3 separate regions of the Homo sapiens genome follow, and all the other regions are linked to region 2. A link is a loop called in an ENCODE intact Hi-C map of the cell type or tissue named here. Cell type or tissue: B cell. All regions are shown on one strand. Each heading gives the region's core, and the rest is flanking DNA. Links, peaks and the distances in the headings are about the cores only. Region 1 overlaps SP100 (SP100 nuclear antigen). Region 2 has its middle 88 kb from the start of LINC01907. Region 3 overlaps SP100 (SP100 nuclear antigen).

The links. Hi-C counts contacts between places; a loop is a spot of excess contacts. Peaks named below come from ENCODE experiments on the same cell type or tissue, not always from the same donor. Only the 100,000 strongest peaks of a DNase experiment are listed, where the experiment ranks them.
Region 1: a loop joins it to region 2, with 2.7 times the contacts of the local background. A loop is called at or near these places in 4 of 110 quality-filtered maps.
Region 3: a loop joins it to region 2, with 4 times the contacts of the local background. A loop is called at or near these places in 3 of 110 quality-filtered maps.

Annotation. Positions count from the first base shown.
Region 1 is chr2:230,536,619-230,539,118 of GRCh38, reverse strand. All of the region lies in intron 24 of SP100 (SP100 nuclear antigen), which reads right to left. Among named protein-coding and RNA genes, the nearest start is that of SP100, 120 kb to the right of the region's middle. In B cell, for the core only: no CTCF peak of the experiment used is centred there; a DNase peak (open chromatin) is centred at 1,438; H3K27ac peaks cover 2,138 bases.
Region 2 is chr2:230,606,568-230,618,059 of GRCh38, reverse strand. No RefSeq gene overlaps it. Among named protein-coding and RNA genes, the nearest start is that of LINC01907, 88 kb to the left of the region's middle. RefSeq lists enhancers at 2,755-2,874, 6,692-6,751. In B cell, for the core only: CTCF peaks have their summits at 6,308 and 6,518 (motif pointing right); DNase peaks (open chromatin) are centred at 6,519 and 7,689; H3K4me3 peaks cover 503 bases; H3K27ac peaks cover 1,437 bases.
Region 3 is chr2:230,495,891-230,498,390 of GRCh38, reverse strand. All of the region lies in intron 18 of SP100 (SP100 nuclear antigen), which reads right to left. All of the region lies in intron 3 of LOC101928816 (a long non-coding RNA gene), which reads left to right. Among named protein-coding and RNA genes, the nearest start is that of SP100, 81 kb to the right of the region's middle. In B cell, for the core only: no CTCF peak of the experiment used is centred there; a DNase peak (open chromatin) is centred at 1,420; H3K4me3 peaks cover 1,191 bases; H3K27ac peaks cover 2,329 bases.

The DNA.
Region 1 (2,500 bases), core at 1-2,500, 74 kb after region 2:
GTCTGCGGCAAAGTTCAGTAGATAGTGGCTGTGTGTCAGGCCAGAAAAGTTTTCTTTATGAAACCAGAGATTCTGACATGATGACTAGTGACAAAAATAGGATGAATTAGAGATTTTTTGAGCAATTTATTAAACAGCTGGGAAAACCTGGCCCAGAAATAGTGTCTTTTCTAGCTGTCTACATCGTATCCTTTAAACTGACTTGCCAAAGGGTGATTTACTGAGAATTTAATATGATGGAATAAACTTCTGAGATATCACTGCAACCCACACTCTTGTCATAGCAAGAATGAGTTGAAGAAAGGGCTTGGGGGAGGAGTTCCTAGATGTCAGTTCTTTTCCTGGAGGGCTCTGGGCCTGCAGCAGTACCTCTGGGATGGAAAAACCGTGGGCAAGATGACCAGGTGGGCACCAGGGAGTACAGGGCTTTTTGCTTTTTGCTCTGGGAACCTGGAGGAAGAGTCCCCATGACTTAGGCATGTAAGGTGTTGTAATTTCTCTTCCTCTACAAAGTCACTATACAAAGAAGAGACTAAAGTCACATAAATAAAAACAATTCTAGGCTGCAAGATATATCTTGCCCATGTGTTCCCTTTCAATGGCAGAATTTGAGTGGCCTATTAGGAGCCATTTCTTGGGCACATCTCCAAGGGGGGTGCCTGAGCTTCCCCTGGAGTGGGGCCTTGTAACTGTTTTTCCTTTTTGTTGTAACAGATGAGACTCATCGATGCTGACCACTATTTTTAGGCTGCTGGGTCAAGGTTTCTGATACATCATCCTATAAAGTACACTGCAAGTGGGCCCCAAGAAAGAATAAATACCACAGGCAAATCCTATGTTTGAAGTTCCATTGTCTAGAAAGCCTGCAAACTTGGTGTATGTCTCTTTAACCTTTTTAGTAAGAATTTTTTTCTTTTGCTTACAAGTGGTTCTCAACTTGCTCTACAGTAGAATCCCCTGGGAGCATTAAAAAACATCTCTGGAGCCCCATTACCAGAGATTTTGATTCAGTTAGTCTGGGTTGGTGTATAGGCATCAGTATGTCTTAAATATTGTCCAGATGGTTCTAATGTGCAGTCAATAGTTGAGAACTCTGGCCTCTAATGCAGTGGTCTCTGGACCAGCAGCAGCAGCACCTGGAACTTGTTAGAAATATACAGCCTTGGGCTCTGCCTCTCACTTGCTGAATCAGAAGCCTAGGGGTAGCTCCTAGCCAGCTGTGGTCTATGAAGCCCTTCAGGTGGTTCTGATGGACCCTACACAATTGTGGCAATTGTGATCGAACTGTATTGCACTACAGTGACTCACAACTTTTCTTGTGCTAGAAAAACACAAAACACCAGAGGAGCTTTGGAAACACCAATTCTCAGGCAGCACCTCAGACCAATAACATCAGAATCTTTGTCAGGCGGTTGCGGGGGATCCCCAGGTGATTGCAACGTGCAGCCAAGGTTGAAAACCCACATTACAAAGTGGTTTCTCCTGAGTAAGGGCTGGGAGGTCATAACTAGAGTCATTAACAGCCTACAAGTTTGTCTAGGAAAGTTTTTGAAAAGGGGTGAGGACTTCCTTGCTGGAAGAGTTGCCTTTTCCTCTTCACAGAGGGCTTGGCTGTGGGCTGTAAGAAATGGCCCTATGGGTCTCCCTTAGTCATCAAACAAGTTATGCAGACCCCAGAGATGAGAGCTGTTTGACTACTGAAGGGTCTCACCTCCAGCAAAGAAACAGAAACAGTGTGGATTGATCTAGATCTTGCTAGGGAAGAGCATTGGCTAAGAAAATAGAGGGCATGGCAACTTCTTTTCTATCCCCTCTCAATTAGTGTCCTGTACCAGTCCAGCTGCATGGCATTTTTGTTTTGAGACAGGGTCTCACTCTGTCACCTCGGCTGGAGTGCAGTGGTGCGATCACAGCTCACTGCAGCCTCAACTTCCTGGACTTAAGTAATCCTACCACCTCAGCCCCTGGAGTAGCTGGGACTACAGGTGTGTCCCACCATGCCTGACTAATTTTTGGTATTTTTTGTGGAGGTGGGGTTTTGCCATGTTGCCCAGGCTGGTCTCAAACTCATGGGTTCAAGTGATCCTCTTGCCTCAGCCTCCCAAAGTGCTAGGATTGCAGGCATGAATCACTGTGCCTAGCTTACATGGCATTCTTACAGCAAAAGGTGCTCCTTGCAGTTGTGCAAAAGGCTGACCCTGCCTAAAATGCTCATCTCATTGCAATGAAAAGAATCAAAATGTGACTTTGTTTAGACAGGGAAGTCACCCATGATTTTGTTATTGAAATACCAGGGGTTCAGTTTAGGTCCTGCTGCTTGCCACGCAGAAAGCCAATCACTGAGACAATGAGTATTGCCAAGCAAGAAGGCTTTAGTCGGGTGCTGCAGCCAAGGGGATGAGAGATCAGTCTGAAATCTGTCTCCCTGACTCACTAAAGTTAGGGGTTTATATAGCAGAAATGTATCTATATTCAGGGAAGCAGGAATTAGGGAGTGGTA
Region 2 (11,492 bases), core at 5,373-7,872:
AAACTCACCTGAGCAGGGCTTTGGAATAGTTACTTCTCTGGTCCCACCTGGATTTCTCTTTCATTCTGTTCCAGTTCAGCCCATTTGGTTCCAGGTGTCCTACAGAGATGCTGCCCTGCCCTGTGTAGCTGGGAACTCCCTAACTCAATGTTCAATGGCAGGAACATTTCAGTCTCTGTGCCTGCAGCTGTTCCAAGTTAAATAAAACCCTTTTTCAGCTGTGATGGAGAGTACTTTGCTCTAGTGCTTTCTGCAAAAATACTTGTTGCCAGTTATTTATAAGTTTGGAAATGAAATGATTTTTTTTTCTTTTTTCTTTTTTTTCCAGACGGAGTCTCGCTCTGTCACCCAGGCTTGAGTGCAGTGGCGCCATCTCAGCTCACTGCAACCTCCACCACCCGGGCTCAAGAGATTCTCCTGCCTCAGCGTCCTTAGTAGCTGGGATTATGGGCATGTGCCATCACGCCCGGCTAATTTTTGTGTTTTTAGTGGAGACAAAGTTTCACCATATTGGCCAGGCTGGTCTTGAACTCCTGACCTCAGATGATCCGCCCGCCTCGGTCTCCCAAAGTGCTGGGATTACAGGCGTGAGCCACCCCGCCCGGCTAAGGGAATTCCTTTCTTATGATGTGTGTTTATTACACACAAATATAAAGGGCATTAAACTTCCTGTGTAACTCCCTTAAGCTTCTTCCCTAAGGCTTGGAGATTTTCTCTTTTAGCATTTTACTCTTGTGAGCTGTTAAAGTCCCCTGGCAACTTTATGAACTGATTAAACACTCTCTTCAACTTTTCATTTCTTCTCCAAACAACAGTGAAAATGGAAATAATGGCAAAAATAGTTACCATTTATAGAGTACTTACCACAGGCCAAGAATTCTGTTCTTTTCACATACTTTTAAAAATTTATCTTTCAGAAAAATGCTATAGTTATTTATATTCTCATATAAGGAAACAAGCATGCAGAAAGTAATGTACCCTAGGCCAGGTGTGGTGACTCACACCTCTAATCCCAGCACTCTGGGAGGCCGAGGTGGGCGACTCACCTGAGGTCAGGAGTTTGAGACCAGCGTGACCAACATGGAGAAACCCCATCTCTACTAAAAATACAAAAATTAGCTGGGCGTGGTGGTGTGCACCTGTAATCCCAGCTACTTGGGAGGCTGAGGCAGGAGAATTGCTTGAACCCAGGAGGTGGATGTTGCAGTGAGCTGAGGTAGCACGATGACACTCTAGCCTGGGCAACTGAATGAGACTCCATTTCAAAAAAACAAAACAAAACAAAACAAAAACCACACACACTCACAAAAATGAAAGTAATGTGCCCTAGGCCACTCAAAGTAAATGACAGTTTTAGAAATCCAACCAATGGCTGCCTGACTCCAAGGTGCCTTGATTCTAACCTCAGTAAATTTTCAGATCTGTCTCTTCCAGGGCTCACTGCAGCCAGAATACTTTCTGAGCTGGAGCGATAGTGACCAGAGCCAAATTCACCTTCATTGTAATGAAATTAAGTCAAGGGCTAGTGTTGCCCAGTGGATGGAGGATTTCCGCCTTCAGATAGCAAGCGCTCTAATGACCTCTGTTTCACTGATCAGTGCCCATCGAGGTTGCCTCTTTAAAAATTATTTACAGGGGCCGGGCGTGGTGGCTCATGCCTGTAATCCCAGCACTTTGGGAGGCCGAGGCAGGTGGATCATGGGGTCAGGTGATTGATACCATCCTGGCTAACATGGTGAAACCATGTCTCTACTAAAAATACAAAAAAAATTAGCTGGGCATGGTGGCCGGCACCTGTAGTCCCAGCTACTCGGGAGGCTGAGGCAGGAGAATGGCATGAACCCGGGAGGCGGAGCTGGCAGTGAGCTGAGACTGCGCCACTGCACTCTAGCCTGGGTGACAGAGCGAGACTCCATCTCAAAAAAAAAAAAAAAATTATTTACAGGGGCCAGGTGCGGTGGCTCATGCCTGTAATCCTAGCACTTTGGGAGGCCGAGGCAGGCAGATCACCTGAGGTCAGGAGTTCGAGATCAGCCTGGCCAATGTAGTGAAACCCCCTTTCTACTAAAAATACGAAAAAAAATTAGCCAGTCATGGTGACTGGTGCCTGTAATCCCAGCGACTCTGGAGGCTGAGGCAGGAGAATTGCTTGAACCCAGAAGGGGGAGGTTGCAGTGAGCCGAGATCTCGCCACTGCACTCCCACCTTGGTGACAGAGTGAAACTCCATCTCAAGAAGAAAAAAAAAAATTATTTACAGGGAGGTCCAAGAGATATCCAGCATCATGGAAAGAATTTATTGCTCTGCATTAGATAGTCTCAGATGACTAATGCCAGTGAAATGGATGCATCTCATGATGATGAATTTTTTTTTTTTTTTTTTTTGAGATGGAGTCTCGCTCTGTCGCCCAGGCTGGGGTGCAGTGGCGCAAGCTCTGCTCACTGTAAGCTCTGCCTCCCAGGTTCACACCATTCTCCTGCCTCAGCCTCCCGAGTAGCTGAGTAGCTGGGACTACAGGCGTCCGCCACCATGCCCGGCTAATTTTTTGTATTTTTTAATAGAGACGGGGTTTCACAGTGTTAGCCAGGATGGTCTCAATCTCATGACCTCGTGATCCACCCACCTCAGCCTTCCAAAGTGCTGGGACTACAGGCGTGAGCCACTGCGCCCGGCCAATGATGATGATTTTTTTTAGGTGGAGCTTATTTCTTGACTTTGTAACCAAAATGTCAGAATCTTAGACTTTTCTTAAAAGATGTTTTTATTCCTCTGGTGGGTACAAGGAGCCATCTTTCCTGGTTACACTCTGCTTGTAATGAAAAGCCCTTTTCTCAAAACTTGACTAGACTCCAGATGTACCTTCTTCTTTGGGAACTTGAAAGAAATGCAAATTCTTTGGCCTCGAACCAGATGTACTGAATCTGAGACTTAGGGGGCGGGGCCCCACAATCTGTGTTTTGAGAAGCCCTCCAGGTGAGTGAGCTGTGCGCTCAAGTTTGAGAAGCACAGGGTGTAGTCACTCACACAGCTCCTCTTGCCCACTCACCCTCCCAGGCAACGTCAGCCACCCCCGAGGCTTCAGTGGCTTCCAGATCTGATCTGCAGCCCAGGCTGCCTTTCTTTTTTTTTTTTTTTTTTTGAGACGGAGTCTCACTCTGTCGCCCAGGCTGGAGTGCAATGGCACGATCTCGGCTCACTGCAACCTCCGCCTCCTGGGTTCAAGCAATTCTCCTGCCTCAGCCTCCAGAGTCGCTGGGATTACAGGCCTGTGCCACCACACCCGGCTAATTTTGTATTTTTAATAGAAACTGGGTTTCTTCATGTTGGTCAGGCTGGTCTCAAACTCCTGACCTCAGGTGATCTGCCCGCCTCGTCCTCCCAAAGTGCTGGGATTACAGGCGTGAGCCACCGCGCCCGACCCGGGCTGGCTTTCTGAGCTGTAGACTTATTATAAACACCTGTCCAATGACACTGCTACTTGGATATGTCACAAGGACCTCAAATTCAGCATCTTAGTAAGTATTTATGTTTCAACTTAAGTGGTGTTTTCTCATTGGACTAGGTTTGTCTGACTTGCCATCTCTGCTATTACCCTGTATTAAAATTCCTTATGTAAACTATGCGTTCCACCACACCAGGAGCTCCGTGAAGGCAGGGATGGGATCGGTTTAGGTATGGCTCACTTAGGATCACAGCTAATATTAACTGTGTGAATGAATGAAAGCTCCTGTATTCTCTCTACCAGAGGTAGACAAATTGTGGTCCATATGCCAAATCCAGCCCATGGCCTGTTTTGTAAATAAAGTTTTATTGGAACACGGCCGTGCCCATTTATTCATATGTGGTCTAAGGCTGCTTTTGCGCTACAGTGGCAGAGTTGAGTAGTTGCTACAGAAACTTTACGACCTGCAAAGTCTAAAATATTTACTATCTGGTCCTGTATAGAAAAAGTTTGCTCCAAGGGCCTCCCTGATATGTCTCCAGGAAGGCCAGGCCCAGGTACTCTTCTGTGTTGTGATTACACTGAACTCTCTAGAATGCCAGCCTGGCTTGCCAGGACTTCAAGCTGCCTCCTAGCTAGCAGAAATGCACCTGAGCAAAACCCAGTTTTATAGGGGAAAAACTACTGAGGGGCTCAGAACTTATAAAGGAGCTTTGGCATTTACATAAACCCCATTTCCAGAGAGGAGAAGGCTGGAGACTAATGGCCCAGTTCCTTAACACATCAAGTCCACACACTTTAATGTATACATTTTCAAGAAGAATTAACAGATTACTGAGATTACCAGATGCGGTGGTGCATGCCTGTAATCCCAGCACTTTGGGAGGCCTAGGCGGGTGGATCACCTGAGGTTAGGAGTTTGAGACCAGCCTGGCCAACATGGTGAAACCCCGTCTCTACTAAAAATACAAAAATTAGCCGGGTGTGGTGGTGGGCACCTGTAATCCCAGCTACTCGAGAGGCTGAGGCAGGAGAATTGCTTGAACCCCGGAGACGGAGGTTGCAGTGAGCCGAGATTGCGCCACTGCACTCCAGCCTGGGTGACAAAGTGAGACTCCATCTCAAAATAAAATAAAATAAAATAAAATAAAATAAAATAAAATAAAATAAAATAAAATAAAATAAAATAATATCAAATAAAATAAAAGAGATGACTGAGTATTCCTTCAATGCAGTGGTTGCTATGTAATTTTGATTAACTTTATTAGCCAGGGTATTTTACAACTCTAAGAGGTAGAGGTTAACTTGCAGAAAAGGAATAATAATATGAAGATTCTTATTTGAAGGTTTTGTAAATGATTCTAGCCCATAACAATGAAAATGCATTTTGCATTGGAGAGATATAATTTTTTACTGTCTTGTAGAAAAGATGATTTATATAGTTTGTTGTGTAGTAGTATATTAACCAGCTTTGCATATATTAGCAAATTTGTTTCAGCATTCCTTTGACTGGACTGACAATGTAAATCTCAATTCTTCAAGTTCTCCTTTGAACCAGTTTTAACCTATTTCTGGTTCCCTTGTTTAATGAATGATTTGAATCAAACCATTGACATGTTCATTTTATATTTGTATGTTTCTAAAGTTTTTGAAAATTATAAATATAACCTAGTGATCCTTTCATGATTTGCTGTGGGCAGCTGAGCAGGAAGGGCCTCATGGCAGGCAGGGAGGGAAGATGACGCTGTGTGACACTCAGCAGCGGTGGGAAGGTGAAGCACTGCGGTCCGAAGTCAACATTCTTCAAAAAGGCCACGTGAAAAGAGTACTGATCATGAACATTTGAAAGCGGTCACAGTCTTCATCTAGTAAACATTTAGGATTTATGAACGATTCTGTGTTGGTGCTGGGAAGAAACGTTAAGATTTCTTTGTCGCTTGGGATTTTTAACTTTCAGGATTTGTGACATGAAGTTCTCTTGTTTATGGCGGCTGCTTCTTTTTCCACAAAACGGGGATACAGGGCAACTCCAGGTGCTGTTGTACTTGCTGCGAACGCTTAGTTGCCCCGGCAGACACTATGGCTAGATATTTCCTAGGGCTGGAGCTGTGAGGCCATCTTAGCCATGGCTATCAGTCTGAGAAGATACATCTTGTTCTGTATATGGGACCCCCACAAGTGTTTGAGGTGTTTGGTTCTATGTCTGCCAGAGAGAGCTCCCATTGGTGAGGGGGCCCTTTCAAAGCCATCTCTGCCTGGGATCCATTTCCACATCCATCACCTCCGGAGCAACGGTCAGATGGCAGGCATTAATCCACACTGTGGGGATGAATCACCTCCCCAAGACGGCATCCACTTACAACAACCCACTTCTCATCTCCCCTCATAAAGACAACTGTCTGCCGTGGTTAAACTCACTCCATAACCTAGTATTTTCTTCTCTGTTCAGGCCACCTCTGAGCCTGCACTGGAAGGATGCCCTCACAATGTGAGAATCTACAGGGCAGGCCAGGGAAGCTGACAGGCTCTGTGCTCCAGTGGAGGCCGTACAGTTGGGTATCTAGGTGCCACCTTACTTCTCTGCAACTTCAATGTCCCCTGCATCACTGCTGTGTGCCCTTAGAAGTCTGAGTTGCTCTGGAGGCTACACTTCAGAGCATTCTAGCCTAGAGGGAAATCCAGGGTGGGCAGAAATACATTGTTTGTGGAGACCCCTAGGTCCCCAGGGACCTAGGAGGATGGAAAGGTCATAAAGGGGATGGAAGAGCATCAAAGACACAGTATCCACCTAGCAATTTGAATTAAGGGTTCTCTGCGTAGGCCATAAACCCATTTGTGGGCACGTGAACTGCCACATATCAAAACCATCTCATGCACCTATTCTTTATGTTATTCCACCGTCATTTAGAAGTAAATAATGGCACTCTGACCTTGATTTTGTGATCTTCGTTTAGAAGGTTGAGAAGAATTCTATTTTTCCAGGATGGACAACAGGATGACTGACAAGAAGAAACGTTACAGGATGCTTTGAAAGGAGACTGTGCAATAGCAACATTATGCCACCAGAGGGCAGTGTAGACTTTCTGGAGAATCTGGAGAGGGGAATCAGGTTGGGGCGAGTATGGAAATTTTAGGGGAGAGAACCCGTGGTCAGACGCAAATTTCAAGTAGAGTTTTACTTGCTAAAATCAGAATAAAAAACCAACCTTCGCAGGAGAGCCCTGCCTTTCATTCTGTTCTGTGTGCTCCTACGGATCAGAACTGAGACCTGCGAAGTCAGGAGCAGGTTTCAGGAGGATTCCTGACATCAGGTTGCCGACTGGGAAGGTCTAGGGAGGGTGTCCAGGGCAGCAGAGGGTGGAGGGAGAACCTTGAAGGGTGTGTGTGGAGAAGAATTTCCCTCTACACTCTAAGGAGTTGGTAGCTGAGTCTATGAAATAAACTATCAGGCCCTGCACGGTGGCTCATGCCTGTAATCCCAGCACTTTGGGAGGCTGAGGTGGAAGGATGGCTTGAGCCTAGCTGTTTGAGACCGGCTTGGGTAACATCGTGAGACCCTGTCTCTACAAAAACCAAAAAAATTAGTGGGCTGGTGGTACATGCCTATAGTCCCAGCTACCTGGGAGGCTGAGGTGGGAGGATTACTTGAGCCCAGGATTTCCAGGCTGTCGTAAGCTATGATGGCACCACTGCACTCCAGCCTTGGCAACAAAGCAAGACCCTGTCTCTAAAAAAAATTTAAAAAATAGGTTGGAGGCAGTGACTCATACCTATAATCCCAGCACTTTGGGAGGCTGAGGTGGGAGGATCGCTTGAGTCCAGGAGTTTGAGACCAGCCTGGGCAACATAGTAAGATCACTTCTTTAACAAAAAAATAAATAGCCGGGCGGGGTGGTGGCGTGCTGTAGTCCCAGGTACTCAGGAACCTGAGGCGGGAGGATCATCTGATCCTGGGATGTTGAGGCTTCAGTGAGCTGCGATTGTGCCACTGCACTCCAGCCTGGGTAACAGAGCAAGACCTTGTCTCAAAAACAAAAACAAACAAACAAACAAACAAGCAAACACCTGCCAGGCTCATACCTGCAATCCTAACATCTAATACTTTTGGAAGGCTGAGGTTGGAAGATCACTTAAGGCTGGGAATTTGAGACCAGCCTGGGCAACAAAGTGAAACCCCATTTACACACACACACACACAGCAGGTGAATTACATGAGCAAAGGCACACAAATTTATTATGTGCACTGGGGCATCACAGGAAAGAAAAGGGAACACTTTCAAACCAGTGAGACTGAGGAGCTTGAATACCCTCCTCATGGTGGAGAGGGGTGGGGAGGTGCAGGCAACTTAGAGGAGAATTAATGGTTTTGGGGAGAGATGAATTGGACCTCAGAAGCAGAGATAATGGTTTGTGACAAAGTTTGTCCAGCTCTGGGGTATTCTTGTCTCCTCTCCTGGGATAGAAGTTAATCCTCCTTAGTCCCTATTTATTTATTTTTTATTCTTTAAGTTCTGGGATACATGTGCAGAACATGCAGGTTTGTTACATAGGTATACACGTGCCATGGTGGTTTGCTGCACCCATCAACCCGTCATCAACATTAGGTATTTCTCCTGATGCTCTCCCTCCCCCAGCCCCCACACCTCAACAGGCCCTGGTGTGTGATATTCCCCTCCCTGTGTCCATGTGCTCTCATTGTACATCTCCCACTTATGAGTGAGAACATGTGGTGTTTGGTTTTCTGTTCCTGAGTTAGTTTGTTGAGAATGATGGTTTCCAGCTTCATTCATGTCCCTGCAAAGAACATGAACTTATCCTTTTTTATGACTGCATGGTATTTCATGGTATATATGTGCCACACTTTCTTTATCTGGTCTATCGTTAATGGGCGTTTGGATTGGTTCCAAGTCTTTGCTATTGTGAACAGTGTTGCAATAAACATACATGTGCATGTGTCTTTATAGTAGAATGATTTATAATTCTTTGGGTATGTACCCAGTAATGGTATGACCCAGTAATGGCTGAGTCAAATGGTATTTCTGGTTCTGGATCCTTGAGGAATTGCCACACTGTCTTCCACAATGGTTAAACTAATTTACAGTCCCACCAACAGTGTAAAAGTGTTCATATTTCTCCACATCCTCTCCAGCATCTGTTGTTTCCTGACTTTTTAATGATCGCCATTCTAACTGGCGTGAGATGGTATCTCATCGTGGTTTTCATTTGCATTTTTCTGATGACCAGTGGTGATGAGCATTTTTTCGTATGTTTGTTGGCTGCATAAATGTCTTCTTTTGAGAAGTGTCTGTTCATACTCTTTGCCCACTTTTTGATGGGGTTGTTTTTTTCTTGTTAATTTATGTTCTTTGTAGATTCTGGATATGAGCCCTTTGTCAGGTGGATAGATTGCAAAATTTTTCTCCCATTCTCTAGGTTGCCTGTACACTCTGATGATAGTTTCTTTTGCTGTGCAGAAGCTCTTTAGTTTAATTAGATCCCATTTGTCAAATCTGGTTTTTGTTTCCATTGCTTTCGGTGTTTTAGTCATGAAGTCTTTGCCCATGCCTATGTCCTGAATGGTATTGCTATGTTTTCTTCCAGGGTTTTTATGGTTTTAGGTCTTACATTTAAGTCTTTAATCCGTGTTGAGTTAATTTTTTTTAAGGTGTAAGGAATGGGTCCAGTTTCAGTTTTCTGCATATGGCTAGCTAGTTTTCCCAACACCATTTATTAAATAGAGAATCCTTTCCCCATTGCTTGCTTTTGTCAGGTTTTTCAAAGATCAGATGGTTGTAGATGTGTGGCGTTATTTCTGAGGCCTCTGTTCTGTTCCACTGATCTATATATCTGTTTTGGTACCAGTACCATGCTGTTTTGGTTACCATAGGCTTGTAGTATTGTTTAAAGTCAGGTAGTGTGATGCCTTCAGCTTTGTTCTTTTTGCTTAGGATTATCTTGGCTATACGGGCTCTTTTATGGTTCCACATGAGATTTAAAGTAGTTTTTTCTAATTCTGTGAAGAAAGTCAATGGTAGCTGGATGGGGATAGCATTGAATCTATAAATTACTTTGGGCAGTATGGCCATTTTCATGATATTGATTCTTCCTACCCATGAGCATGGAATGTTCTTCCATTTGTTTGTGTCTTCTTTTATTTCATTGAGAAGTGGTTTGTAATTCTCCTTGAAAAGGTCCTTCACATCCCTTGTAAGTTGGATTCCTAGGTATTTTATTCTTTTTGTAGCAATCGTGAATGGGAGTTCACTCATAATTTGGCTCTCTGTTTGTCTATTATTGGTGTGTAGGAATGCTTGTGATTTTTGCACATTGATTTTGTATCCTGAGACTTTGCTGAAGTTGCTTATCAGCTTAAGGAGATTTTGGGCTGAGATGATGGGGTTTTCTAAATATACAATCATGTCATTTGCAGAGACAATTTGACTTCCTCTCTTCTTATTTGAATACCCTTTCTTTCTTTCTTTTTTTTTTTGAGACGGAGTTTCACTCTTGTTCCCCAGGCTGGAGTGCAATGGCGCGATCTCGGCTCACTGCAACCTCTGCCTCCTGGGTTCAAGTGATTCCCCTGCCTCAGCCTCCCGAGTAGCTGGGATTCCAGGCATGCACCACCATGCCTGGCTAATTTTGTATTTTTTTTAGTACAGACAGGGTTTCTCCATGTTGGTCAGGCTGGTCTCAAACTCCCGACCTCAGGTGATCCGCCTGCCTCGGCCTCCCAAAGTGCTGGGATTACAGGCATGAGCCACCGCGCCTGGCTGAGTACCCTTCATTTCTTTCTCTTGTCTGATTTCCCTGGCCAGAACTTCCAATACTATGTTGAATAGGAGTGGTGAGAGAGGGCATGCTTGTCTTAGACTGGTTTTCAAAGGCAATGCTTCCAGCTTTTGCCCATTCAGTATGATATTGGCTGTGGGTTTGTCATAAATATTGTTTATGACACTCTTATTGTTTTGAGATACGTCCCATTGATATCTATTTTATTGAGAGTTTTTAGCATGAAGTGGTGTTAAATTTTATTGAAGGGCTTTTCTGCATCTATTGAGATAGTCATGTGGTTTTTGTCATTGGTTCTGTTTATGTGATGGATTACGTTTATTGATTTGTGTATATTGAACCAGACTTGCATCCCAGGGATGAAGCCAACTTGACTGTGGTGGATAAACTTTTTGATGTGCTGCTGGATTCGGTGTGCCAGTATTTTATTGAGGATTTTTGCATCGATGTTCACCAGGGATATTGGCCTGAAATTTCCTTTTTTGTTGTTGTTGTTGTTGTGTCGCTGCCAGGTTTTGGTATCAGGATGATGCTGCCCTCATAAAATGAGTTGGGGAGGAGTCCCTCTTTTTCTATTGTTTGGAATAGCTTCAGAAATAGTGGTACCAGCTCCTCTTTGTATCTCTGGTAGAATTTGACTGTGAATCCATCTGGTCCTGGGCTTTTTTTGGTTGGTAGCCTATTAATTACTGCCTCAATTTCAGAACCTGTTATTGGTCTATTCAGGGATTCGACTTCTTCCTGGTTTAGTCCTGGGAGAGTGTATGTGTCCAGGAATTTATCCATTTCTTCTCGATTTTCTATTATATTTGTGTAGAGATGTCTATAGTATTCTCTGATGGTAGTTTGTATTTCTGTGGGATCGGTGATGATATCCCGTTTATCGTTTTTTATTGTGTCTATTTGATTCTTCTCTGTTTTCTTCTTTATAAGTCTGGCTTGTGGTCTGTTTTGTTGATCTTTTCAAAAAACCAGCTCCTGGATTCACTGATTTTTTGAAGGATTTTTCGTGTCTGTATCTCCTTCAGTTCTGCTGTGATCTTAGTTATATCTTGTCTTCTGCTAGCTTTTGAATTTGTTTGCTCTTGCTTCTCTAGTTCTTTTAATTGTGATGTTAGGGTATCAGTTTTTGATCTTTCCTGCTTTCTCCTGTGGGCATTTAATGGTATACATTTCCCTCTAAATACTGCTTTAGCTGTGTCCCAGAGATTATGGTGCATTGTGTCTTTGTTCTCATTTATTTATTTATAAGTTCTCA
Region 3 (2,500 bases), core at 1-2,500, 110 kb after region 2:
AATTTTATTTAGCTATAACTTTTCCAGAGCCTAACACACAAAGAAAAATATGTAACACATAGCCTTGCAATTACCAAGCCTTTGATGGTTAACCTGGGTTCATCCTAGATTTTCTTTCCTTTCCCGTGACATTAATCCAAATTCATTTGCCTCCCCCCAACATTAATTTTAAAAAGAATTTACGACAGTTTCATTTATATCCCAAAGAATACTGTAAGAATAATAATAATGAGGGCTAAGACTTAAGTGCTTATTATGTGCTAGACACTAACACAAGATATTTACATCTACTAATTCATTTATGAGATAGAGACTTTTACTACCCCTATGACCAATGAAGAAACTTCAGCATACAGATATTGCAAAATGAAGTGAAGCATTGCAGATTTCCTCTGGTTGTAGGCAGAAATCAATGGCAGCAATGCAAGAATTTGGATTGTCCTGCTCATTATGATGGTGACACACTAGCCACCATCTTAGCCCTCAATGAAGGCTTTGAGGCTGAAAATACAGTGAAAATGACCAAAGACCTTATTCACATAGGTTTGGCCAAAAAATTAGGATCTAAGAAACTAACCAAGAGATTATTGTCCAAGGGGAATTTGTATAGAGATTCAAGTCCCAGAAAGCCTTAGGGTTAGGACTAACAAAGGGTTGATTAAAACCCTATTTCAGGAATATGCTGTTAGATTCAGCAGGTGATGGGGGTAGGTAGAAAGACAGTGAGGTATGTGCAGGAGCATCTCATGAGTGCCATGTTTAAAGGTGCTGATCCTTTCCTTTCCTTTCCTTTCCTTTCCTTTCCTTTCCTTTCCTTTCCTTTCCTTTCCTTTCCTTTCCTTTCCTCTCCTCTCCTCTCCTCTCCTCTCCTCTCCTCTCCTCTCCTCTCCTCTCCTCTCCTCCCCTCCCCTCCCCTCCCCTCCTTCCCTTCATCCTTTCCTCCTTCCCTTCATCCTTCCCTCCTTCCCTCTTTCCCTCCTCACACCATCTCCCTGCATTTTTCTTTCCTTTCTTTCTTTATATGGCCTGGCCACAATTTGAACTTGTCCAACCATAAATATCTTAGACAAACAAAGACTCTTTTTCTGTTCATCTATGTCTTTGGTCCTGTTGTAGTCACCTTTCATCAAAGTCCACTGAGGACAAACAAATTAGAGGTATACAAGTAGTTTAGTTCCGTTTACTCGAGCTCTACTTACTAGAAGATTTGGGGCTTAAGATCTGCTAATACTATAGAGCTCTTGGGACTTCCTTTGTAATTATTCTTTGCAAATTGTCTTGCTCAAATACCCCACAGGAAGTAGTGTGGCTATTCTTGGATTTCCTACCCAAATACTAAAGGTTAACACCATGTTATAGAAGTTGAGTAAAGTGCTCCTCCGTCCTTAAGGCAACTGAGAAGACTTCAGTTTCAATGTAACTGATCTTCACCTTCAGGAGTTTGAGGAAGGCAGAGACATTTATAGACTCAATCCTAGAATGTTGAGAGGGTATGAAGAGTCATAATTCCTATAGGTCTCCCTAGGGAAAGGAGGAACTCACTTAGTTCTTCTTGAGAGATATTCTGTCTGGGAGAATCACTTGGATGGATGAGTTGACCCCAGCAGGAGTGTAGTGTGGACCTCCCAGAGCTGGGAGACTGAGGGAATTGGTAAGCATCCAGTTGAAGTTCCTGAATTAGGGGAACTTTGGTTGAGAGGTTCTCTCTAAGTTGAGTGTCTCTGAAGAACTCACAAATGAATATGGCTCATGCATCCACCATATCTAGGAGACACCAAAATCTATAAGGTTGGTGCAAAAGTAATTGCAGTTTTTGCTATTCCCTTTTTTTTTAAAAGGCAAAACCCACAATTACTTTTGCACCAACCTATATAGTATGAGGACCATTCCTGCTCCTGTCCACTTCCTTCTCCTCCTCCTCCTAGACCCAAATTAGCTGAAAGCAATAGACACTGAGTGGAGTTGGAGAGGAAGTGTGGATGAAAGTAAATGCTGACTTCACCCAGCTTCCCTACCACATAATTTCCAGTTTTAATATTATATCAGCTCACGCTTTTTAATATTAAATGAGATATTACCGCTAAAAGGGACTAGCATAGCTCTAGGGCTTACCTAAGACTTCATCCATTGGCAAGAAAAGAACTATTTGAGAGAACAGGTTTGAAAAGGAAGTAGAAGGAATAAATGTGATTTCTGCTTAGACTTAACAAATCCAAGTATTTTAATAAAATAGTTAAGGTAGAGAGGCTTCTATAGAAACCAGTAGAAACATGACGGAAAAAACATCTTAGACCTGGGTAAGTACAAACTGGAATATAACCAAGATGACAGATAGGTATAGAAATAAAAATGATAGAGATGCTAGAAATATTATATGTATATACTTATTTATAGTAGAGTTATATTTAAAGTTACTTATACTTGAAAATATATCATTTACATAAACATATATATCTATGTATATGAGTGACAGACAAATAATCAGAAGTAATGGGAAAAA